Regions from separate parts of the Homo sapiens genome. Here region 2 is linked to region 1. Evidence: chromatin contacts called from ENCODE Hi-C or POLR2A ChIA-PET data. All regions are on one chromosome and are shown on one strand. Each heading gives the region's core, a stretch centred on a gene start or an enhancer-like site at or near the end of the contact. The rest is flanking DNA. Distances are from core to core; before and after follow the strand shown. Region 1 holds the start of PLEKHD1 (pleckstrin homology and coiled-coil domain containing D1). Region 2 overlaps SUSD6 (sushi domain containing 6).

Region 1 (4,167 bases), core at 1,094-3,593:
AGGAAGGGAACCCAGGTAACAATCTCCTTGGAAGGAGGCTAAAGGACTTGACTTTTAGCTGTATTAGCAGAGCATACATACTGCTCAGACTCTGATTGCATCGTTTCGGGTGGCTTTGGGGGCCACGGTAGTGGATGGAGGAGAAGATGGAGTCTCTGGGTGGGGGACACTAAACCTCTCCAAGCCTCCTTGGCACTACCATTGTGCTTTTAGCTGGGGGCCTATGCCCTGTACTCCTGACACTTCCTAGCCCTGGAATCAACTGTAGGTGCAGAGACCAGTTTCCCAATGTACCTGCAGTGGTGAAGGGGAGGACCAGGGGACATACCCTGGGGGTCACAAGCACCTAGCATTTTCTAGGGATGCTGTCAGGTGAAAATGTCTGGCAAGAGAAGTCTTGGTTGACAGGACCCAGAACAGCAGCCAGACCCAATAGAAAAGAAAGATTAACTATCTGGAGCTGCTGAGGCAGAAGAAAGATGGGTGGTGGGGGGAGATATTCTGCTAATTGTGCTTGAATCTACACACAGCCTTTCCACCCCAGCTCTCCTGGCCCTGGGGGCTGTAGCTCACATAGCACAATACTGGAAGCTCCCCAAATACACTCCATGTTGCTCCAAGCCTTCATTTAGGGGGTCAGAGATAAGCTGAACTTTGGAGGAACTCAAGAAGCCTGTATCCCATTAAATCCCAGAGAGAAACCTGTCAGAAGCAACAAAACAACATGAAACCAGAGATATAAAATGTGAGCTACTGTCCACAGCTCCATTTGTTCTGCGGTCTTATAGAAACATTAAATTATTCATCAGAACAGAACATCAGCACCCACCACTACCACATCCACATGATCTGTGGTCCTGGGAACATTGGAGGCCCCCTCTGCTCAGGGGCAGACTCATAGAGTGTGGGATGGGGAAGGGGCATCTGGATACCCCTGGTTTCCTGGAAGGGTCACACCTCCGCGGAAGGGCTGGACAGGGTCTGCATTCTCCAGGCCATACCAGTAGTGAATCTCAGAACTGAAATTGACTGGAGAGTGGAAACTGTCCAGAAAATGGCCCACAGCACCTGCAGCCAGTTGGGAGCTTCCTGCAAGTCCAGGGCTGTGAACTCCCTCTTCCCTCAATACCTCCCAGGCTAATTTGTAAGTGGAGAGTGGCTACCGATGTCCGCGGAGTCGCGTCTGAGTTGGGGACCAGGCAGCTGGGGCTGAAGGATGGTTGGGACTACCCTGTCTCTCTCCACCACCCCTTTCAGAGGATCAATCCTTGGCAGAACCAATCTATCCCCTCCTTCACTCCAGCTGCCTCCCTCCTTTCCAGCTCCTCCGTCTGAAGCACTAGAATCTCTCTTCCCTGTGCTCACTTTTAAAAAAATTATTTCAAGGGACAGTTGGAGGGGTTGCCAAGGTCACTTCCCCATGGACAAGCACCCTTCCTGGCCCTTCCTCCCTCCTTAGCCTGAGCCTTTCAGAAGGGCCAGGTCCCTCTCCGTCTTAAGGGTGGGTGGTTGGCGGGAGGGAGACACTCAGGCCCGGTCCTCGCGGCCTGGGTCAGGGGTTGTGAAGACGATGGAATTGACAGTGGGGGTCCCGGGGTTGGGGGCATCTTTGGCTAGAGATGGAGTTTCTGCCTCCCCTCAGTCTGGCCTGATCTGACCTAGCTGGGATCCCACCCCGACCACGGTCTCTTCTGCCCACACCCAACATTCCCACTCGAGGGTCAGGTTCATTCCATAGAGAATTTGCCACCGCCCCAGGGCAGGGGCCCCATCTCCATTCTCCCGGCCCAGACTATGGTCCACATTTTCCTGCGGGAGCCAGTGTAGAGTGAAAAGGGGTGACGCCAAGGTCACACAGGAAAGCAGAGGCACGACGGCGACTGGAGGGGGTGGGAGGGGTAACGACGCCCAGGCTCTCTCCCCGGCGGTCTCCTTGGGGCGCGGGGGCGCACTCACCGCCGGGACCACTTGGCCGACGGCCTGCCGAAAGGCCTCTTCCACAGCACGCCGTAGAGCTGCACTTTGGTGCTGATATCCAGGGCGTCCGAGTCAGCCTGCTCCAGGGACGGCGAGGGCGACACCGAGTTGGACTTGGACGTGAACATCCTGCCTCAGCGGGGCTGTGCCCGGCCCGGACCCCACCTCCCCGGGGTCAGCAGGGACTCGGGGCGAGAGGCGAGGGCGGAGCCGTCGGAGAGCGTCCCAGCGAGCAGAGAAGCAGAGCGGCCCGGCCCGGAGCTGCAGCATCAAAGCGCGCTGGGCACTGGACGCGGCACCAAGGGGGCGCAGGGCGCGTAGCCGGCGGCTTGGGCTCCGGATTGCAGAGGGCCGGGCGGGAACTCCGCGGGGAGGGTGGCTCAGCCTCGGGCCGGCAGCATCTCCTCCCCTCCCGCCCTAGCCACCCACCCCCCCGGCGACAGCCCCAATTCTGGTGGCCCCGATTGGCTGGGAGTGGCAGGTGAGCCGGCGGGAGGCCGGCCTCGGGCGCCAATCAGGGCGGGCGCCGGCTGGAGGGCCGGGCTCCGTGCGTCCAGAAGGTCCCTGCGGGTCGCAGGGCCCGGGGACTTGGCCGCAGCGCGTCCCCGTCCCCGCCCCGCGCGCCCAACACCACCCCGGGGTCCCTCTCGGCGAGCAGCGCCGACATCGAGACGAGGGCCACGTCCGCTTTGCAATGGGGTTGGAGGCACTCCTGCAGACACCTGCTCGCCTCGGGGTGGAGGAGAGGACGGAGCTAGGGCGTAGGGTCACACACTCCGGCCTGGAATTCCACCGCAATTCCTACCGCTCCGTGAACTGCGGCGGTCTGGCTTTTCTCCCCAGTGAAGTGGCGATGCCTGATGCCCCGGGCAGGCGGGTGGCCAGGTAGGACTTCAGGAAGTGCCCAAAGTGCCCGCATGGGGAGGGGCTCCATCAAGATTGGGTTCCCCCCAACCCTTCCCCCTCAGGTGGGTTTCACTGTGCTCCGCCGCCGCCGCCTAGCGCGCATCGGATCGGATTTCTCTTCCTGGAACCTGACCGTGTCTGTGTCGGCATTTGGCACTCAACGCCAGTCTGGAGCTATCCGTGCAGTGTGTGTCCGTGATTTATCTGCGCGCCTGGCCCGCGCTCCCTGGGACCAGCTGTTCCATCCGCTTCCGCTCCTTTCGGAGTTGGCGTTTGGGGTGACCGGCTCATTTTCAGGCCAGGGAGATGCCGGCCGGGCCCCAGGGGACCGCCTCCTCCCGGCAGGTGGAAATGCTAGGCTGGCACAGCTGCCTGCCCCGCGCCACCTGCCAGGCGTGGAGACCGCGCAGTGAGCGGCCGCCCGCCAGACCACGCCGCAGTCGCGCTTTTCCAAGATGAGGAGCCAAGGACGCCTCTGGAAGTCGGATTGCAACAGAAGTTTACAAATGGTTAGCCCGAGAGCCAGATCCACATTGCTTTATGAATTTGCCCCAAGTTTTTAAATTGAGGTATACTTCATGGTAAAATGCACACATCTAAGTTATTTCTTTGATGAAGGTATATAAGATGTAACCCCACCCAAAGCAACAGACAGAACATTTCCATCACCTGCAGAAAGTTTCTTCATGCCCCTTTATAGTCAATCAGCCCCCCAACAACAACCACTTGTATCATTCTTACCACCTCTGCACAGTAGACTTAAGTCTTTGAATGTAATGCCTAAAGGCGCATCCCCACAGGCCCCATCATCCCCTATTGTCTGACCTGCCTGGCCCCTCTGCAGGCATTTGGATGTGTGACGCCCACTAGATGTTCCCCAAGGCCATGCTAGATCTCCCCATTTTATGACTCTAGCTAATCATCACCCTGGTACTCTTCCCTTAACCCCCTCTGGGGTTCCCAAGCTCAGACAGCATCCCCTTGTTGCTCACTGTCAAGAAGTGCCCATCTGAATTCCTTGCACTTCTCTCATGGCTCAGGCCCCCATGCAGAACATCTCAGGCCAAGCCTTAACACAGGGCCCGGGGCTTGGCTCCATCAGGTGGGAGGAGGTGGGACTGGGAAGATGATGAGAGCCCGGGGCCAGAGTACAAAGTGGACATTTTCTGTATATTTTTTGTCTATTTCTGACACATGGTCTAATGCTTGGAAATCTTCCCACTTTAGGAGCCCTGCTTTTCTTTTCTTTCTTTTTTCTTTCTTTCTTTTTTTCTTTCTTTCTTT
Region 2 (4,167 bases), core at 815-3,314, 190 kb before region 1:
GAGTAATGAAAAGCTTGCATATATATTGCCTGGGATAAAAAGAGAATTCTCATGGGGACCCTCTTCCACCTGCACACCAAGAACTAAGCAGTTTTATAGAAGCAAGGTGAGCAAAACTGAGGCCCCCAGGTAGGTGTGAACTTAAGCACGGCAACAGTCTCAGCTTCTGGAAACAGTGTCAAAGCCAGTCATTAAAACCATCTTCAAACCATTCTTCCAGTAAATGAAAAAGCTGAGTGCAGTTTCCAGTTGTCTCAGATTAAAGCAGAGGGGTGGGGGGGAAATGAGAAACAGAGTCAGGGTTTCCAATTACTGCTAACAGGAGGGTGTTCAGAAGGGAGGAAATTAATGAAATCATCAAAAGCCTGCTGATTTTACTTCAAATGAATCAAATCAACTTTAATCTTCCCTGTTTCAACAGAGACTTCAGGCTAGTCAGTGCCTGAGCTACCTGAAAGTTGCCCAGGCTGGATCAGAGGGGCTAAGTAACAATTAACCAAGGCCGAAAAATTTGTTTTGCCCCTTCAGATAGAGGCTGAAAAGACAGGGCCAGGCAGGCTGTACTAACTCTAATTCTCTCCAAGCCAGGAGTCTTCTGGCTTGCCAATACAAACACCATCAGGCTCTGGTGGGAAATAAAGGCTGAAAACGGGGTCAAATTCAATCTGAAGAACAGCAAATTCCCCTAGGACAGTGAAAACATTCCCAGCTACCCTAGACAAAGTGGGCAGAAGAGACAAGGAGGAAGAGTGGGGAGCTCTGGAGGAACCCCTCACATAGATGGCTTGCATAGGGTGTTTTATGATTGTCTTGTGTATACTTTTAACCCCCAAAGCACTCGACGTACATGCTAGCTCTGCCAGAGTGCTGAGGAGTAAAAATGAGTACAAAGGAAGCAGGGAAGGAAGGATGGAAGCGAGGAGGGCAAAGGAAGACAACTGTACCAAGTTAAGAAGAAGCGAGAAAAGAAGAGGTAGCTGGATACAACCGCTTATTCCATCCATCCAGTAAGCATGCACACAGGCCTACCATGAGCCACACACTGTGCCAGGCAGTGGGGAATGTCGAATAACAATCCTGAGCACCCTGGAAACCAGAGCTGATCAGACAGCCTGTGAAGCTGGCAGTGGGGTAAGATAGGCAGGCACGACAGTGATGCAGTCATTCTCTCTGTAGGCAGGTGTTATGGCAGCAGCACAACTGCAGGTGCCAATGACTCCAAAAAGAAAAGTTATTCTCTCCAATTCCCAAACTTGTCTCTAGTTTCACTTTTGGCGAGCCAGTCTCTGGATGGGATTCTGATCAACAGAAGTTCTCATACACGGAAAAAATAAAAAACAAGTAACAAGCCAGCAGAAGTTCCTGACCCTGAGGAGGAAGCTGTCAGGGTAAATCATTAAAGAACCCAGAATATCAGAGCACAAAAGGCACCAGAGAGCTAGTCCACACTCACATTACCCTTGAGTAACATGAGGTGCCTTCAGTTACTGTCCATTAGAGGCAGTGCTAGGGCCGATGCCCAGGACCCCGGCTCAGGGTCCCGTTCTTCATACCACAGAGCCCAGACTGAGGAAAGGCATCCGAAAATGCAGACTTTTAGAACTCACTGCTGCCTCAGGGGGCAGAATAGGAAATGAAAATGATCCAGCCCCGGGGCTCACCAGGTCTGGCTCCTTGCTGTAGGGTAGTATGCAAGGACCAGACCAGCATGGAGAAGAGATACATCTGCCAGCATCCTCCCTTAACCTCTTCTCAGTTTTATTAGGTTGGCCCACCTGCAGTAGCCTATTTCTGAGAGGGCCACTTGTCTCCCTAGTGGGTTCAAGATTTCTCCACCCACTCTGTCCTCACCTCAGCAAAATTTGCTCTGAAAAGAGTCAGACAGGTTTTTTTCAGCCCAAGTATAAATTGGTGGTTCTCAAAGTTTGGTCTTCAGACCAGCAGCAGCTGCTGCTTCATGTCTACCAAGTTCTTCTTTAGGGAACTTGGTAGACATGCACATTTTTAAACCACATCCTAGACCTACTGAACCAGAAACTCTGGGGATGGGACCCAGCAATCTGTGTTTAACAAGCCCTCTAGAGGAATCTGATGCTAGCTCAAATTTGAAACTCACTAGTGCAAATAACCTCCAAGGTCCAGCCTGTTGGTTCTCTCATGAGTATGTGCCTCTTCACTGGCACACCTGAATGACCTCTAGAGTTTCAAACCTGGGAGCCCACACATCTGCCACTGGAGGAAGGAGGAACTTCCCAACTCAGTATATCCTCCTCCTGCTTCCAGGGTTCAAGACTCTGTGCAAGAGAGTACAAAAGGTGAGGACGGAACTGCCCTTTAAGCCTTGACCAGAGGCAGGGAAGTACAAGCTTGGAAAAAGGTCCTGATGACTCTGAATGGCCTCACCTAGTACTGTGAACAAAACAGGACCTTTTCATGCCAGCTCTAGGCTGGTGAGACCAGCCTTCGGAAGGGACACAGGTGGACCAATGCACCTAGGCCTTTCCTTGACTGGAGAGTCGGCCTAAGGCTGATCTGCTCAGATCCCACCCTGCCAAACTGGACTGCAATACTTGGTCTGCAGCAAAACTGGCCTGAGCAGGACACTCGGGGGTGCTCTGTGAAGTTTCAACATGAGACCTGAAGAATACACCAAGCACCTGCTGTGGGTCCCCCTGACACTTCCTGGTACACATCAGAGGGGAGAGTGTGTTCCCACTGCCATGTGCCAGGCAGTTAGCACTGTGATGCAGAACCTGGCATCTCAAGTACTTCCACCACAGCCTAATAGGACAGAATGAAGAAATCTGCCAGCCCCCTCTCTGCTTCCCTGTTCTTTGCCCCAAAGCTGCTCTTCTTAGCCTTCTGCTTCTCCAGCTCCTATCAAGTTTCATTTCCAGCAGGAACTCTGGCTTCTCAGAGGAAAATGACTGACTGACTTCTAGGTCATTCAAAATCCTGACTATGACAGCCTTGTCTGACATGACCAATTATTCATGAAAAAAAAAATTTTAATGATCCCTCCTCTCTCTTCTCACCTTCTTTATTCCCAGGAATGAGGCATTATCACATTTAGAAGTCCAAGCTTTAGATTTCGATTCCATAGGTTTGGGCTTCAAGCTCAAGATGTGGGGGTTTGTTGGAAACTTGTGTTTGATCTTGCATACAAAGGGGGGCTATTAAATGCCAGCCTCCAACCAGGGATGGATGGTGGATTAACCAGTTAGTGTTAACGAAGTGCTCTGAGCAATTCAGAAAAGAGATGCTGACTGAAAAAATAGTATTATAATAATCCATTCCATTGAAATAGACTTTTATTGTTTACCCGGGACTTTTACATATATTATCTCACTTAATCCTATTATTCACAATCTTAACTATTCCTCCAAGGCCAGGGTCTGCGTTACTGGTGACAGATTTTCTGAATGCCAGAGAGAGGAGCCAGTTGAACAGCAAAGCCTCTAAACTGCCTAACAACAAGGTATTGAGAACAATAGCACCAAGAAAGGGTTCCTTTGCTGAAAGCCACTCAAAGAAACCTGAGACACATCTCTGCTGGAAGTCACAATAGTTCTCTGCACCCCTGAACACATCAAATCACAGACAGTCCTCACCCCAACTTCTCCAATTACCCCAGCCTGATCCAAGAGGACAAATCCTGGAATACATCTGAAGGGCCCAGACGCCAGCTGCTCCTCCACTCTTCTCCCTTCCCCAAGCAATTAAGAACCTCTGACACCCTCCAGCCTCCCCATGGAATTTGTGACGCCAGATAAGACCCACATGGGACCCCACGCGGTACATCAGACTTGCTGAAATAAGGAGTCTTTGTCAGACATGCCTCCTACGAGTTGGCTGAACTGAGGCCAGGTGATGAGAGTCAAGAAGCATGCACTCCTGTGGCCTGTCCTGAGTGACCTCTTCCCTCGGACCAGAAGGGCAGCCTCACCTAGCCCATCACTTCCTGTCCCATAGGCAAATAGGTGCCCACTGCTATTCTTCTCATCCCCAATCCTCTCCCACAAATTGTACCTAAAATTAACATCCTCCTTCCAACCCTCTTTCCTTTCCTGTTTAGACTCATTCAACTTCTTGATTCATTAGCTAGAGTTTGTTTTTTCTTTAACTCTTTGATCCTTAGGATACTCCAAGAGAGCTTGTTTCTCTTCT

What was found. Hi-C counts contacts between places; a loop is a spot of excess contacts on that map. ChIA-PET counts read pairs that join two places held with the same protein, here RNA polymerase II (POLR2A). Pooled maps may share reads with other maps.
Region 2: a loop to region 1 is called in a pooled map, with 2.2 times the contacts of the local background. The contact joins the enhancer-like site here to the promoter of PLEKHD1 in region 1. A Hi-C loop is called at or near these places in 1 of 50 pooled maps. POLR2A ChIA-PET finds 5 or more read pairs at or near these places in 2 of 52 experiments (IMR-90 and activated CD8-positive, alpha-beta memory T cell).

What each region holds. Positions count from the first base shown.
Region 1 is chr14:69,482,904-69,487,070 of GRCh38, reverse strand. PLEKHD1 (pleckstrin homology and coiled-coil domain containing D1) reads right to left here and starts at 2,343. Exons shown (of 13, transcript NM_001161498.2): 1 at 1,957-2,343. The coding sequence starts at 2,105.
Region 2 is chr14:69,671,153-69,675,319 of GRCh38, reverse strand. All of the region lies in intron 2 of SUSD6 (sushi domain containing 6), which reads right to left. Among named protein-coding and RNA genes, the nearest start is that of SUSD6, 62 kb to the right of the region's middle. Within about 2 kb of position 2,064, at least 6 of the 41 ENCODE cell types and tissues checked have a DNase peak (open chromatin) inside an H3K27ac peak, as active enhancers do.